3 separate regions of the Homo sapiens genome follow, and all the other regions are linked to region 1. A link is a contact called in ENCODE Hi-C or POLR2A ChIA-PET data. All regions are on one chromosome and are shown on one strand. Each heading gives the region's core, a stretch centred on a gene start or an enhancer-like site at or near the end of the contact. The rest is flanking DNA. Distances are from core to core; before and after follow the strand shown.

What was found. Hi-C counts contacts between places; a loop is a spot of excess contacts on that map. ChIA-PET counts read pairs that join two places held with the same protein, here RNA polymerase II (POLR2A). Pooled maps may share reads with other maps.
Region 2: a map of PC-9 shows a loop between it and region 1 (3-fold over the local background). The contact joins two enhancer-like sites. A Hi-C loop is called at or near these places in 1 of 168 maps with a recorded cell type or tissue (PC-9), 7 of 37 single-sample maps with no recorded cell type and 10 of 50 pooled maps. POLR2A ChIA-PET finds 5 or more read pairs at or near these places in 1 of 52 experiments (common myeloid progenitor, CD34-positive).
Region 3: a map of CD14-positive monocyte shows a loop between it and region 1 (5-fold over the local background). The contact joins the promoter of INTS15 here to the enhancer-like site in region 1. A Hi-C loop is called at or near these places in 9 of 168 maps with a recorded cell type or tissue (CD14-positive monocyte, CD4-positive, alpha-beta memory T cell, GM12878 and 5 more), 22 of 37 single-sample maps with no recorded cell type and 25 of 50 pooled maps. POLR2A ChIA-PET finds 5 or more read pairs at or near these places in 5 of 52 experiments (CD4-positive, alpha-beta T cell, H1, MCF 10A and 2 more).

What each region holds. Positions count from the first base shown.
Region 1 is chr7:6,727,723-6,732,727 of GRCh38, reverse strand. No RefSeq gene overlaps it. Among named protein-coding and RNA genes, the nearest start is that of ZNF12, 23 kb to the right of the region's middle. RefSeq lists silencers at 2,148-2,197, 2,608-2,717 and enhancers at 2,868-3,077, 3,129-4,104. Within about 2 kb of position 2,972, at least 39 of the 41 ENCODE cell types and tissues checked have a DNase peak (open chromatin) inside an H3K27ac peak, as active enhancers do; they include CD14-positive monocyte, CD4-positive, alpha-beta T cell, GM12878 and 1 more, where a contact is called at or near this core.
Region 2 is chr7:6,514,189-6,519,193 of GRCh38, reverse strand. It overlaps GRID2IP (Grid2 interacting protein), which reads left to right. Exons shown (of 22, transcript NM_001145118.2): 8 at 4,665-4,819. It overlaps LOC101927325 (a long non-coding RNA gene), which reads right to left. Exons shown (of 5, transcript XR_007060200.1): 5 at 2,159-2,788. Among named protein-coding and RNA genes, the nearest start is that of KDELR2, 33 kb to the right of the region's middle. Within about 2 kb of position 2,658, at least 2 of the 41 ENCODE cell types and tissues checked have a DNase peak (open chromatin) inside an H3K27ac peak, as active enhancers do.
Region 3 is chr7:6,586,359-6,591,363 of GRCh38, reverse strand. It overlaps INTS15 (integrator complex subunit 15), which reads right to left and starts at 1,343. Exons shown (of 6, transcript NM_024067.4): 1 at 889-1,343. The coding sequence starts at 1,080. ZDHHC4 (zDHHC palmitoyltransferase 4) reads right to left here. Exons shown (of 8, transcript NM_001134389.2): 8 at 1,990-2,747. The coding sequence ends at 2,454. LOC124901582 (a long non-coding RNA gene) reads left to right here and starts at 1,460. Exons shown (of 2, transcript XR_007060201.1): 1 at 1,460-1,904; 2 at 2,139-2,441. RefSeq lists a silencer at 1,019-1,518 and enhancers at 1,589-1,738, 1,363-2,201.

The DNA.
Region 1 (5,005 bases), core at 1,723-4,222:
CTCCCTCTCCCTCTTCCTCCTGCTCTGGTGATGGAAGATGTACCCGCTTTCCCTTTGCCTTCCACCATGACTGTAAGTTTCCTGAGGCCTCCCCAGCCATGCTTCCTATGATAGAGCCTGCAGGCGTGAGCCAATTAAACCTCTTTTCTTTATACATGACCCAGTCTTGGTTATTTCTCTACAGCAGTGTGAGAATGGACTAATACAGATGGCATTTTCCTTTTGTGATGACTGCCAAGAATATCAGTCCTGGGTGTGGCTCAATTTCAACAGCCTTAAAATCTACTATCCACACACACAAGCTTCACAAATCATTTTTGGTGCTGATCTGCCACACTATATTTTACAGGACAATGTCTATTTCCACATTCCCATTTTAAAGTATGAATCCTGGCTGGGCGCGGTGGCTCATGCCTGTAATCCCAGCACTTTGGGAGGCTGAGGCGGGAGGATCACCTGAGGTCAGGAGTTTGAGACCAGCCTGGCCAACATGGTGAAACCCTGTCTCTTCTAAAAATACAAAAAATTAGTTGGGCATGGTGGCACACGCCTGTAATCCCAGCTACTCGGGAGGCTGAGGCAGGAGAATCGCTTGAACCCAGGAGGTGGAGGTTGCAGTGAAGCGAGATCATGCCACTGCACTGCAGCCTGGGCAACAGAGCAAGACTCCATCCCAAAAAAAAAGAAAAAAAAAAGTAGGAATCCTTACAAACCTCTTAAAATGCATCATAAAATAAAGTTGAGGAACATATACACAAGCATGAAAACTCACCTGCAATGTGTTCATTTTCTGCTGCTCTTGGAAACGTGCAGAGACTGTGGCTGGTAGACCTAGAGGGGGAGAAGCAGGTCACTGAAGTCATGAGTGCTCTGGCCTGCAAAGGCAGGAATCTCCTGCGTAAGAACCACAAAAGAAAGCTCAATAGGCTAACACCCTGTGAACACTCAGCCTGCAAACACTCAGAAGGGCCTAAAAGAGTGATACAGGGTTTCGCCATGTTGGCCAGGCTGGTCTCAAATTCTGGCCTCAAGTGATCCACCTGCCTTGGCCAACATGGCGAAATCCCGTCTCTACTTAAAAATAACAAAAAAATTAGCCAGGCGCAGTGTCACATGCCTGTAGTCCCAGCTACTCAGGAGGCTGAGGCACAAGAATCCTTTGAACCTGGGAGGTGGAGGTTGCAGTCAGCCGAGACCACGCTGCTGCACTCCAGACTGGGTGAGAGACACTGTCTCAAAAAAAAAAAAAAAAAAAAAAGACTGATAAGGGAAGCATGCACTTGTAACTTTGTAACTCTAAGATAATCAGGTAGTAATTAGATGAGTTAAGACTCTCATGGGTAACATGACTTCTTTTACAAATAGTCTGCCATCATCAAATACAACCCGCAAAAAGAAAAAAAAAATTCCCATTATACGGCTCATGTTTTTTGTGGTTTGTTTGTTTGTTGAGACAGGGTCTCAATCTGCCACCCAGGCTGGAGTGCAGTGGTACATTCACAGCTCACTGCAGCCTCCACCTCCTGGGCTCCATTGATCTTCCCACCTCAGCCTCCTGAGTAGTTGGGACCACAGGTGCATCCCAGCATGCCTGGCTACTTTTGTATTTTTTGTAGAGTCAGGGTCTCCCTATGTTGCCTAGGCTGTTCTTTAACTCCTGGTCTCAAGGGATACTCTTGCTGTAGCCCGGCAAAGTGCTGGGATTACAGGTGTGAGCCACTGCATCCGGCCCGCATTTTCTTATTGTCTCTTTAAACTGCTTAAAATCAAAGAAACCATAGGAATTGAGTATGTGAGCTCTCAGAAATGAAATGAATGTGTATAAAATATGGTTTTGTTTCTAAATTATCTAACTGAACTTGGTTATTGCTGCACCTAATAACCTTCTACTAAGAAAACTAGGATACGGGAGAAAGAACACTGGCCTGGGAGATAAGACTCCTGAGTTCTACTATGAGCAACTCTACCCACAAAGCCAGTGACCCGGTCAAGTCACCCACCTGCTAAGGCCCAGTCTCTTCCCCTAGCAACTGAGGCAGCAAGAGAGAATCCCTGCAGACTGTTCCTGCATTACTACCAGTCTCCAGGGCAGATCTAAGGGGGGAATCAGCAGACACTTAAATGAGAGAACAGAGATGCTGACGGACGTTTAGAGGCGGTCGAAATCTGGAGCACGGAAAGGAGGAGGAAGGGCTGTTAGGGGTTAGTGGGGAGTGGAGACGACGTCTGCAGCTGAGGCTGGTGATACCCTCCACGCCCCCGTAAGCCTCGTCCTCCCAGATATTCCCGTGCAGCGCCTCAAGGCCAAACACACGCCTCTCCTGCAAGCGATCGGACCCTCCCCCGCCTCATACTCTAAGGTCCCGAACATACGGTGACTTCACCCAGGCCTTTCTCGCTCCGGGCCCGAAAACCCAAAGACTTACCCTCCTGGGGCTCCCCAGAGGCCGGGGCGGGGCTGCTGTCGCTGGCGCGCGTCTGCTCGCGAGGTCCCCTCTTGTCCACCTCACCAAGGCTGTTCTGCTCCTGAGGGGCCCGGGCCGGGCCTACGGGGCAAATCCAGGAGGGTGTCCTTCCCGGGGCCCAGATCCGCCTCCCTGGGACTCACCGTACAGCGGCGGCCTGGGCCAGGCCCCCAGGACACACACGGGCCAGGCCCGGTTCCCGCCGCCCCTTCGCCTCCGCCTCCGCTGCCACCTTCGCCACCTCCCGCCCGGTTCCCCTGGCCGCAGGGCCGCCGGCTCAGGGGCTCACGCTCGGGGGTCCCCGCTCAAGCCTCCACCCGGCCCGTGCGAACCCTGGCCCACATAGCTCCGCGCCCGCCTAGGTGCTGGCCTAGGCGCTCAGCGTCCAGCCCCGCAGGCTCAGCGATTCTCGTCCACTGGGGGCCAAAGCCTGGGAACTAGAGCAAGCGGTGACCTGAGGACACACAGGAAGCGATGGCAGTGCGGCGGCAGCGCGCATGTGCGAACACGCACCCAGGGAGAGGCGCACACGCGCAGGAGTTCACCGGAAGTCCGCCTCCCAGGGCCCACCGTTGGTCCCAGGACAAGGGCCGGACTCTATTTCCCATGAGCCTACCAGCGCCCCCCAACTTTAGGGGCCATTTCAAATGTCTCTACCCCGTCTAAAGGTTAAGAAGCCCCAGGCTATATGAGCTTCGGCAGCCCTGATCCCCGGACTGAACTTCGCATTTGTCTTTATTCCCTTTTAGGGTCAAGTCCAGGGCTGCAGTGACTGGGTCCTGGAGCCCAAGGCCTCCAGGTTAGAACCGAGTTTCCCATAACGAGAAGGAAAGGAAAGGGTGTATCGTGGTCACTGCGCTGAAATGCTAAGAGAAGTTTCACTCAAATACTAGGACAGGATAAATGCCCAGCGATGCTTTCCAAGGAAGAGAAAGAAAATAGAATTTGTGGCCGGGCGCGGTGGCTCACGCCTGTAATCCCAGGACTTTGGGAGGCCGAGGAGGGCAGCTCGCGAGGTCAAGAGATAGAGACCATCCTCGCCAACATGGTGAAACCCCGTCTCTACTAAAAATACGAAAATTAGCTGGGCGTGGTGGCGCGTGCCTGTAATCCCAGCTACTCCGGAGGCTGAGGCAAGAGAATCGCTTGAACCCGGGAGGCGGAGGTTCCAGTGAGCCGAGCTCGCGCCCCTGCACTCCAGCCTGGCGACGGAGCGAGACTCTGTAGCTTTTCTAGATCACACAGCAAATGCCTAAAAACTGTAGAGAAATCAGGAAATACACAAATCGAACAAAGAAAAGATACCTGTGATTTCACCTTCCCCAGGAGGATTATGTTTAGGGTTAGGTTATGTTGACCAAAAAGACTCAAAGTTTGTAAAGAGTTTTATTCTGGGCCTCCTATTTGAGTGACCATGGCTGGTGACACAGCCTCAGGGGGTCCTGAGAACGTGAGCCCAAAGTGGTTGGGTTACAGCTTGGTTTTATACATCTTAGGGAGACAGCAGTTACAGGCAAAGACATAAATCAATACATGGGATGTACACATTGGGTCAGCCTGGAAAGGCTTTCAGGTCACTAGCAGATTCAAAGATTGGCAGTTGATTCAGAGTTAAGTGTTGGCTGAACAGTTGGAAGATGACGTAAAGAAATGGGCCATTGCGGTGGCTCTTGCCTGTAATCCCAGCATTTTGGGAGGGTGACCTGGGAGGATCCCTTGAGGCCAGGAGTTCAAGGACAGCCTGGGCAACACAGCAAGACCCCCATCTCTACAAAAAAAAAAAAAAAAATTATCCAGGTGTGGTGGTGCATGCCTGTAGTCTCAGCTACTTAGGAGGCTGAGATGGGAGGATCGCTTGAGCCTGGGAAGTTGAGGCTACAGTGAGCCATGATGGTGCCACTGCACTCCAGTTTGGGCAACAGAGAAGAAAAGAAAGAGAGAGAGAGGAAGGGAGGAAGGAAGGGAGGGAGGGAGGGAGGGAAAAGAAAGAGGGAGGGAAAGAAAAGAAAAGAAAAGCTTGAGTTAAGATAAGGGGCATTGTGGAAACCAAGGTTCTTGTTATGTAGATGAAGCCTCAGAACAGGCTTCAGAGAGAATAGATGATAAATATCTCTTATTGGATCTTAAAAGGTGTCAGAATCTCGAGAAAAGACCTGGATTCTTTTCTGTAAGGGAAGGAGATTCTCTACAGAATGCAAATTTCCCCCAAAGAGATGGCTTTGCAGGACTATTTTAAAGTGTGACAAAGAAAATATATTATGGGGTAAAATACTATGATTTCCTTCAGGGACTGCTATCTGTCACGTGATGCTATATCAGAGTCTGGTTGGAGTTGGGTATCTTACTGACACAAAGAGCCTGTTCTGTCAGTCTTATGATCTGTAGTCTAGTGTTAATGTTGGTCAGCTGTGCCTAAACTCTGAAGGGAGGAGAGTATGACAAGGCATGTCCGACCCCCTCCTTCCCGTCATGACCTGAATTAGTTCTTCATGTTTATTTTGGATCCTGCTGGCCAACAGGGGAGTCCACTCAACAGCTGT
Region 2 (5,005 bases), core at 1,409-3,908, 210 kb after region 1:
TATAATCCCAGCACTTTGGGAGGCTGAGGCAGGAGGATCGCTTGAGCCCAGGAGTTCAAAACCAGTCTGGGCAACAGAGCAAGAAGCCATCTCTACAAAAAGAAAAAATTAGCTGGGCATGGTGGTGCGCACCTGTAGTTCCAGCTACTTGGGAGGCTGAGGCAGGAGAATCACTTGAACCCAGGAGGCAGAGATTGCAGTGAGCCAAGATCACACCACTGCTCTCCAGCCTGGGTGACAAAATGAGACTTCGTCTCAAAAAAAAACAAAAAAACAAAAAAAAACTGTGCTTGATATCATGTTTTGTGTCTAACTTATTCACCAATTACTATGTGTTTAGCTCTGTCCAATGTATATTTCATACATTGATTATAACTAAAGCCAAATTCCTTTAGATCACAGTGATGCCCAACTTTTTATTTTTGCTAGTTTCTTTTTTTTAATTTTTATTTTTTGTTTGAGATGGAGTCTTACTCTGTCATCAGGCTGGAGTACAGTGGCGTGCTCTCGGCTCACTGCAACCTCCCCCTCCTGGGTTCAAGCGATTCTCCTGCCTCAGCCTCCCGAGTAGCTGGGACTACAGGCACTCTCCACCACGCCCAGCTAATTTTTGTATTTTTAGTAGAAACAGGGTTTCACCATGTTGGCCAGGATGGTCTTGATCTCTTGACCTCGTGATCTGCCCACTTCAGCCTCCCAAAGTGCTGGGATTACAGGTGTGAGCCACGACACCCGGCCTATTTTTGCTACTTTCTTAGCCATAAAAGTGACATCCTGTTATTTTTATTTGATTTTCTTCTATTACTAATTATTTTAAGCATCTTTTAATATGCTTGTGAACTTTTTCTGGGATTTTTCTCTATAAATTACTGTTCATACCCTTTGTCCATTTTTGTTTTCTTGGACTTTTTGTCCTTGTTGACTGGCATGAAGTTTCTTGTATATTTTATTTTATTTATTTTCTGAGACAGGGTCTCACTCTGTCACCCAAGCTGGAGTGCAGTGGTGCAAACACAGCTCACTGCAGCCTCGAACTCCCAGGCTGAAGTGATCCTTGTGCCTCTGCCCCCCAGGTAGTTGGGACTACAGGCACTCGCCTACCATGCCCAGCTAATTTTTTTTTTTTTTTTAGTAGAGACAGGGTTTTGCCATGTTGCTGGTCTTGAACTCCTGGGCTCAAAAGATTTGCCCATTTTAGCCTTCCAAAGTGCTGGGATTACAGGTGTGAGCCACTGCTCCCAGCCCCTTGTATATTTTATTTTATTTATTTATTTATTTATTTATTTATTTTGAAGCAGAGTTTTGCTCTGTCGCCCAGGCTGGAGTTCAGTGGCATGATCTTGGCTCACTTCAACCTCTGCCTTCCCGGTTCAAGTGTGTCTCCTGCCTCAGCCTCCTGAGTAGCTGGGATTACAGGCGCCCACCACCATGCCTGGCTAATTTTTGTACTTTTAGTAGAGATGGGGTTTCACCATGTTGGCCAGGCTGGTCTCGAACTCCTGACTCAGGTGATCCCCCTGCCTCAGCCTGCCAAAGTGCTGGGATGACTTGTGAGCCACGACGGCTGGACACCTTTGTATATTTTAGATGCTGATTTCTCCTTGATTTTGAACATTGTAAATTTCTCTCCCATTTGTTACTTCTGTTATTAGGTCTGTTGTGTCTAATATGAATGTGTCTAAGTTGGGCTTCCTTGAATAGATAACCTTGATTTTGCATAATCAAACTCACCACATTTTTGGTCTTATAGTTTTGTGTAGGGTCCAGCCCTACAGGGCCTGTGGGTTTTTCTCTTCGTGTGCGGAGATGAGAGATCGTAGAAATAAAGACACAAGACGGCTGGGCGCGGTGGCTCATGCCTGTAATCCCAGCACCTTGGGAGGCTGAGATGGGCAGATCACGAGGTCAGGAGATCGAGACCATCCTGGCTAACATGGTGAAACCCCGTCTCTACTAAAAATACAAAAAAAAAATAGCCGGGCGTGGTGGCAGGCGCCTGTAGTCCCAGCTACTCGGGAGGCTGAGGCAGGAGAATGGTGTGAACCTGGGAGGCGGAGCTTGCAGTGAGACGAGATTGTGCCACTGCACTCCAGCCTGGGTGACAGAGCCAGACTGTCTCAAAAAAAAAAAAAAGAAAGAAAGACACAAGACAAAGAGATAGAAGAAAAGACAGCTGGGCCCGGGGGACCACTACCACCAAGACGCGGAGACCAGTAGTGGCCCCGAATGCCTGGCCGTGCTGTTATTTATTGTGTACAAGGCAAAGGGGCAGGGTATGGAGTGAGAGTCATCTCCAATGATAGGTAAGGTCATGTGAGTCACGTGTCCGCCAGACAGGGGGCCCTTCCCTATTTGGTAGCTGAGGCGGAGAGAAAGAGGGGACAGCTTACGTAATTATTTCTTCTATGCATTTTAAAGACTTTAGTACTTTCACTAATTCTGCTGCTGCTATCTAGAAGGTGGAGCCGAGTGCACAGGGCAGAACATGAATGCGGACCAGGAGCGTGACCACTGAAGCACAGCATCACAGGGACAGCGTTAGGCCTCTGGGTGGCTGCGGGCGGGCAAGCAGTGGTGGAGCAGAGTCTTCTTTAACTCCACCAGGAAAGGGAGACTCCCTTTCCCGGTCTGCTAAGCAACGGGTGCCTTCCCAGGCACTGGCGTTACCAGTAGACCAGGGAGCCCTCTAGTGGCCCTGTCCAGGCATAACGGAGGGCTCACACTCTTGTCTTTTGGTCACTTCTCACCGTGTCCCTTCAGCTCCTATCTCTGTATGGCCTGGTTTCTCCTAGGTTATAATTGTAGGACAAAGATTATTATAATATTGGAATAAACAGTAATGCTACAAACTAATTATTAATAATATTCATATACATATCTATAATCTATTTCTAGTATAACTATTCTTATTCTATGTATTTTCTTTATTATATTGGAACAGCTTGTGCCCTCGGTCTCTTGCCTTGGCATCTGGGTGGCTTGCCGCCCACAGTTTTGGCTTTTGAAATTTTAAGCTCTTCCCTGCTTCTAGGTCAAAAGATATTCTCCTACTTTATTTTTATTTATTTATTTATTTATTTTTTATTATTATTATTTTGAGACGGGGTCTTGCTCTGTCACCCAGGCTGGAGTGCAATGGCGCGATCTCAGCTCACTGCAACCTCCACCTCCCGGGTTCAAGCGATTCTGCTGCCTCAGCCTCCCGAGTAGCTGGGATTACAGGCACACACCACCACGCCTGGCTGATTTTTGTATTTTTAGTAGAGAGGGGGTTTCACCACGTTGGCCAGACTGGTCTCGAACTCCTGAGCTCGTGATCCACCCACCTCAGCCTCCCAAAGTGCTAGGATTACAGGCGTGAGCCACCACCCCCAGCCTATTTTTATTTTTGTTTATTTATTTATTTTTTTGAGACAGAGTCTCGCTCTGTGGCCCAGGATGGAGTGTAGTGGCGCAATCTTGGCTCGGTGCAACCTCCGCCTCCCCGAGCTCAGGCGAGGCGATTCTCCTGCCTCAGCCTCCTGAGTAGCTGGGATTACAGGTGCACACCAACATGCCTACCACATTTTTGTATTTTTTTGTAGAAACAGGGTTTACCATGTTGGCTAAGCTGATCTTGAGCTCCCGACCTCAGATGATTCGCCTGCCTCAGCCTCCCAAAGTGCTGGGATTATAGGCATGAGCCACCATGCCTGGCCTGCTCTATATGTTTTTTGGTTTTTTGGGTTTTTTTGAGACAGAGTCTTGCTCTGTCACCCAGGCTGGAGTGCAGTGGCGCAATCTCAGCTCACTACAACCTCCGCCTCCCAGTCTAAGCGATTCTCCTACTTCAGCCTCCTGAGTAGCTGGGACTGAGGGTACATGCCACCACGCCCAGCTAATTTTTGTATTTTTAGTAGAGAGGGGGTTTCACTATGTTGGCCAGACTGGTCTTGAACTCCCGATCTGAGGTGATCCAACCGCCTCGGCCTCCCACAGTGCTGGGATTACAGGCGTGAGCCGCCACGCCAGGCCTGCTCTGTGTGTTTTAATCTTCACAACAGCTCTATGAGGTAGATGCTATTTTTATCCCCATTTTACAAATGAGGAAACTGAGGCACAGAGAGGGTAAGTCACTTGAGAAAGGTCACTTAGCTGGTAAGTGGCAGAGCTGAGATTGGAGTCTGGCTACCCTATCCCTGGAGCCTGCCTTCCTGCCCACTTCTCTCTCTCTCTCTTTTTCTTTTCTTTTTTTTTTTTTTTGAGTTGGAGTCTCACTCTGTCTCCCAGGCTGGAGTGCAGTGACACGATCTCAGCTCACTGCAACCTCCACTTCCCAGGCTCAAGCAATTCTCCTGCCTCAGCCTCCCGAGTAGCTGGGATTACAGGTGTGCACCACCACACCTGACTAATTTTTATACTTTCAGTAGAGACGGCCTTTCACCATGTTGGCTGGGCTGGTCTCGAACTCCTGACCTCAAATGATCCACCTGCCTCGGCCTCTCAAAGTGCTGGGATTACAGGCGTGAGCCACTGTGCCCGGCCCCCACTTCTGTCTTTGAAGGGTAGGGATAGGGCATGAGGGCAGACGCTGTGGCTTGGAAGTGCCGTCTTGTCTACCCCCACTCTGTGCATCATGGTAAGCCCGTGAGTATTGAGCCTCACATTCCTGCACCTTCCCCCAGGAACATCGACACCCTCATCGTTGACGTCTACCCTGTGCTGGACACCCCTGCCAAGCAGGTCCTGTGGCAGTTCATCTACCAGCTGCTGACCTATGAGGAGCAGGAGCTCTGTCAGGAGAAAATCGCATGCTTCCTGGGCTACACGGCCATGACAGGTAAGCGTCCTCTCCCCTGCCACTTCCCTGCCTGCAGCTGCTGACTGTCCAGCTCACCAGGTGAACAGACAGACACCTGTTCTCACATGTGAAGGTGTTTGTTTGCTTGTTTGTTTGTTTTGAAATGGAGTCTCACTCTTGTGCCCCAGGCTGGAGTGCAATGGCACGATCTTGGCTCACTGCAAC
Region 3 (5,005 bases), core at 94-2,593, 140 kb after region 1:
ACCTGGGAGGCGGAGGTTGCAGTGAGCCGAGATCGCACCACTGCACTCCAGCCTGGTGACAGAGTGAGACTCCGTCTCAAAAAAAAAAAAAAAAAGAAAAACAGGAAATAACAGTATTTTCCCGTAGAACTTTTCGCCCTTCGTAAAGTTCCCGTAGAACTTTTCGCCCTTCGTAAAGCTCAGGTCTCAGGGAGATCTTTGCTGTTGATCTTAGAAAAAAGTCATATAGGCCAGGCGTTGTGGCTCACGCCTGTAATTCCAACACTTTGGAGGCCAAGGAGAGAGAATCTTGAGCCCAGGAGTTTGAGACCAGCCTGGGTAACACAGGGAGGCCCCATCTCTACAAAACATTCAAAAATTAGCTGGGCATGGTGGTGCACGCCTGGAGTCCCAGCTACTCAGAAGGATGAGGCGGGAGGATTACTTGAGCCCAGGAGTTCAAGGTTGTAGTGAGCTGTGATTGCACCACTGCACTCCTGCCTGGGCAACGTAGTGAAACCTTGTCTCGAAAAAAAAAAAGGCAGAGAAAGAAAAAAAAAAGAAAAAGATGTAAGAAGAAAGCCATACAGATCATTATACATCCTCCTGGAGGGTTCAGGATGAGCCTTTCGGTAACAGCCCAACAGACCTCTAGGGAGCGGGCAGTCGCCAGTTTGTCCCTTTAACACCAAGACTCGGCTGTCACACGCCCCGCAGACTGGACAGGCAGCTGAGCAACACTGCAGGACCCGGAGAAGGGTTTGGGGGCTGCTGCAGGAGCGAGGCCGAGCGCGAGCGCGGGGATCCTGGACATGGGGCGCCCGCGGCTTGACACAGCCCTGCATCGCTGGGGAAAAGGCCCGCCCGCCCGCCTGCGGGGCCCGGGAACCCGACCGTCTCAGGCCGCACCTTGGGCTGCGCGCTGCGCTCCTTGGGCACCTGGAACACGAACTCCTCCAGCAGCTCCACGGGGCCCTTGTCCACGATGGGCAGCGGCGCGCTCTGCAGCTGGCTGCTGAAGTAGATGTCCAGGTGGTACAACACCTCCTTGGCGGCGCTCAGCGCATCGCGGCGCAGCAGCGAGTGGCGGATGTCGCTCATGGTGCGGCCGCCGCGGCCCCCGCGCCGAGCGCGTCTCACTTCCGCCCGGGGCCCGGGACTGCGCCGCTACCCGTGGAAACAAAGAGGCGCGACCCGGGCCTGGGCTGCGGCACCCGCCCGCTTGCCCGCCTGCCGCCGCCTGCTCCCTGCCTGCTCAGGGGGCCATCGCTGCTGCCGCCGGCCAGCAGGCGCCCGAAGGTCCGACTGCGGCGCCGCCAGGAGCCGCCGGGAGCTGCCGCCGCGCAGCCGAACAGCGGCCGAATGCCGGGCACGGAGACGGCGGCCCGCAGGGGCCAAGCGCAGGCCGCGGCCTAGGCGCGCTCTCCGGAGGGCGCCCCCTGGCGGCGCGAGCGGTGAGGGGCGCGCCGCGGTCCCAGGTGGACCCCGCCCCCGGAGCCCGCCCAACCGCCGGTGCAGGCCCGCTCCGTCCTTGCCCAGGCTCCCTCGCGGGCTGTGCGTCGCGTTCAGAGCTGCCGCTGGTTGATTTCACGGTGCTTTCCACCAGCAAGAATTGGGGGTGGTGCCGGGCTTTGGCTTCGGCCAGCGGACTTGGGTTCCCTGGCCGCCCCAGCTACCCGTCTTCACGTTTCCATCTGTTCTCAGCTGGGGGGTACGGGGGAAGATGGCTGGAAGGCCCCCTGCCCCTGACTCCCACTTCCCAGCCTCTCTGACTGCGGGCTCCTTGGCCTAGCAAGGTGCAGAACACCTGCCACCTGCACCTGAGAGCCCTCCCACTCCAAAGACCTTCCGCACCAAGACCTCGTTTCTGGCAGTCATGTCTCCTCTGAAATAGGTGGCAGTTCACTTTCACAATTTTTAAACTGGTGAGAAAGGACTTGAATGTGGCTAGAGGAGGGCAGGCCGGAGGCCACACATGCAGGAAGGTGCCTGATGTACAAGCCCATACTGGCCGGAAGGCAGGCCTGGGTGAGGACACTCTGTTGTTGAGATGAAAATCCCCTGGGGGAGAGAGGAGAATAGAGGGGGCATAAAAGAGAGCACAGCCAGGCACAACGCGCAGGCGCTGAGTCAATGAGACCCTCCTGCACATCACACAGGTCAGAGACACGGCCGCAAGCCCCTCCTGTCCACATGCCCAGAGTTTAGAGACACCAAGGTCTCAGCATCACCTAGAACCTCTGAGAAGTCATCTCTTGATCCCCTTGACACCAGGACTTCAGAGATGCCCGGTTTCAAAAGAAGACAAGCAAGGGGGATTCCTCAGTCAACACCCATTTTCCCCTCTCTCCCTTGCCCACCGAAAGTGATTTATAAGCACAGCAGAAATCAAAACAAACAAGCCATGCTTGGAAAACGAGGATCCACATGTGTAAATAAACGGGAACTACAGCTCAAAGGCAGTCATACACTTGTCATTCTTGTTTCTTCCTCTCATGACATGGAAAGGCAGGTAGAAAGATCTCTTGAAGGTTGCTCCGAAGCCCATGGGAGTGAATGTTCCGGTGGACTTGGGGCTCTGCTGACGGAGGCCAGGCCACAAGGGGACAACGCTGGCACCAGGCCCAGTCACCTCTGTACCACTCGTTAGTAGTCTGGTTGGTGGCCGCCAGATACAGGACAAACAACAGGTAGCCACCCAGGAGGAAGCTCAGAACCACGACAAAGCCCAGCATGAAGACAATCCGTGGAAAAGTCAGGAACAGGTACTAGGAGCAGAGAAAAGGTAGTGCTTTAGGCAGCTGGACTGTGACATCCATGAGAGTGAACACTGGCCAACCCTGGGCCTGCCACAGCCACCAGCGCTGCTTCCTCAGCCCACCTACTTGTGTCCAGATGTGACAAACTGAACATAAACAGCACTGAGAAGCAGCCCAGAATAATCCCAGTACATACAAGAGTTTCCTGTGGGATGAATGAAGTGTTCACACTGAAGGAAAAGGGAAAGTTTACTTAGGAAATGTGCTATTCCAGTTAGCTATTTATAAAATAAATGCAGACTTCATTCATCAATATAAAATCCAGATGGACAAAAGAGATCAATGTCTTTCTTAAAACAATACAACCCCAAAAATAGATGTACAAGGATATTCGTTGTATCATTGATTTTATCAGCCCCTCTTCCGAAGTTTTTTTCCTTTTCTTAATAAATAGAAACAGGGGCCGGGCGCAATGGCTCACGCCTATAATCCCAGCATTTTGGGAGGCCGAGGCGGGCAGATCACTTGAGGTCAGGAGTTTGACACCAGCCTGGCCAACATGGTGAAACCCTTCTCTACTAAAAATACAAAAGTTAGCCGGGTGTGGTGGCACAAGCCTGTAATCCCAGCTACTCAAGAGGCTGAGGCAGAAGAATTGCTTCAACCCGGGCGGTGAAGGTTACAGTGAGCTGAGATTGTGCAACTGCACTCCAGCCTAGGCGACAGAGCAAGACTCCATCTAAAAATAAATAAATAAATAAATAAATCAATAGAAACAGGGTCTTGCTATGTTGCCCAGGCTGCTTTCAAACTCCTGGCCTTGAGTGATCCTCCTGCCTTGACCTCCCAAATTGTTGGGATTACAGGCGTGAGCCACTGTGCCTGGCCAAGAAACAAGTTAAATGTCCATCCGTCAGGAAGGGTAAACTCTGGGATGGTCACACAATGGGAAAACGAGGAGCCATGAAAAATGATGTCAATTTCTATGTACTGATTGTGAAAAGACTTAATATATTGACTAATGAGAAAGGCAAGATGTAAGGATTACACTGTCATCTTGTTTGGGTAAAAACAAAACTGACTCCGTAAATGGTATATGACCATAGGAACTGCGCTGCTTAAAGTTTTGTAAGTTATTTTTGTAATAAGCAAAATGAAGAATTTAGAAAGTTTAATATTTTTGAAAGTCACAAGAAAAGAGAACATTTAACAAAACTCCTGATGGAGGAGACTTTCTTGTTGAAGTTACAAAGAAAAGAAATTTGATGAGAAAGAATGTCTGAACTTTTCTATACCAAAAAACCCCAAAAAACCCAAAACCCCATTCCCAAGATCCAAAAGATCCACAAACAAAAAAACAGTATAACAAAAGATTAACCGTCATTATTATATAAAGACCTCAAATCAAAAGTGATTCTGGGCCAGTCATGGTGGCTCACACCTGTAATCCCAGCACTTTGGGAGGCCAAGGTGGGAGCATTTGAGCCCAGGAGGTCCAGGTCATAGTGAGCTGTGATGGTACCACTGCACTCCAGCCTAGGTGACAGAGTGAGACTCTGTCTCAAAAAAAAAAAAAAGTTACCATATGACCCAGCAGTGCCACTTCTAGGTGGAATGTACCCAAGAGAAATATAAACATAAAACATAAAAACATAAACATAAAACATGTTTTATAAACATAAAAACCTATGTCCACACAAAAAACTTGTACATGAATGTTCACAGCAGTATTACTCAAAAATAGCCAAAAGTGAAAACACCAAAATGTCCATCAACTGATGAACAAATAATTAAAATTCAGTCTATCCATACAGCGGAATACTATTCAGCCATAAAAAAGAATGAAGTAAGGCCGGGCACGGGGTTTCATGCCTGTAATCCCAGCACTTTGGGAGGCCGAGGCGGGTGGATCACTTGAGGTCAGGAGTTCAAGACCAGCCTGGCCAACATGGTAAAACCCCTTCTCTGCTAAAATTACAAAAATTAGCCAGGCGTGGTGGCTCATGCCTGTAATCCCAGCTACACGGGAGACTGAGGCAGGAGAATTGCTTGAACCTGAGAGGCAGAGGTTGCAGTGAGCCAAGATCACACCATTGCACTCCAGCCTGGGCAACAAGAGCGAGACTCCATCCCAAATAAACAAAAGGAATGAAGTAGATTCGTGCTACATGAATTAACCCTGAAAACCTTGTGCCACAAGAAAGAAGCCAGTGGAAAAGACCATATATTGCATGATTCCATTTATATGAAGTGTCCAGAAAAGGCCT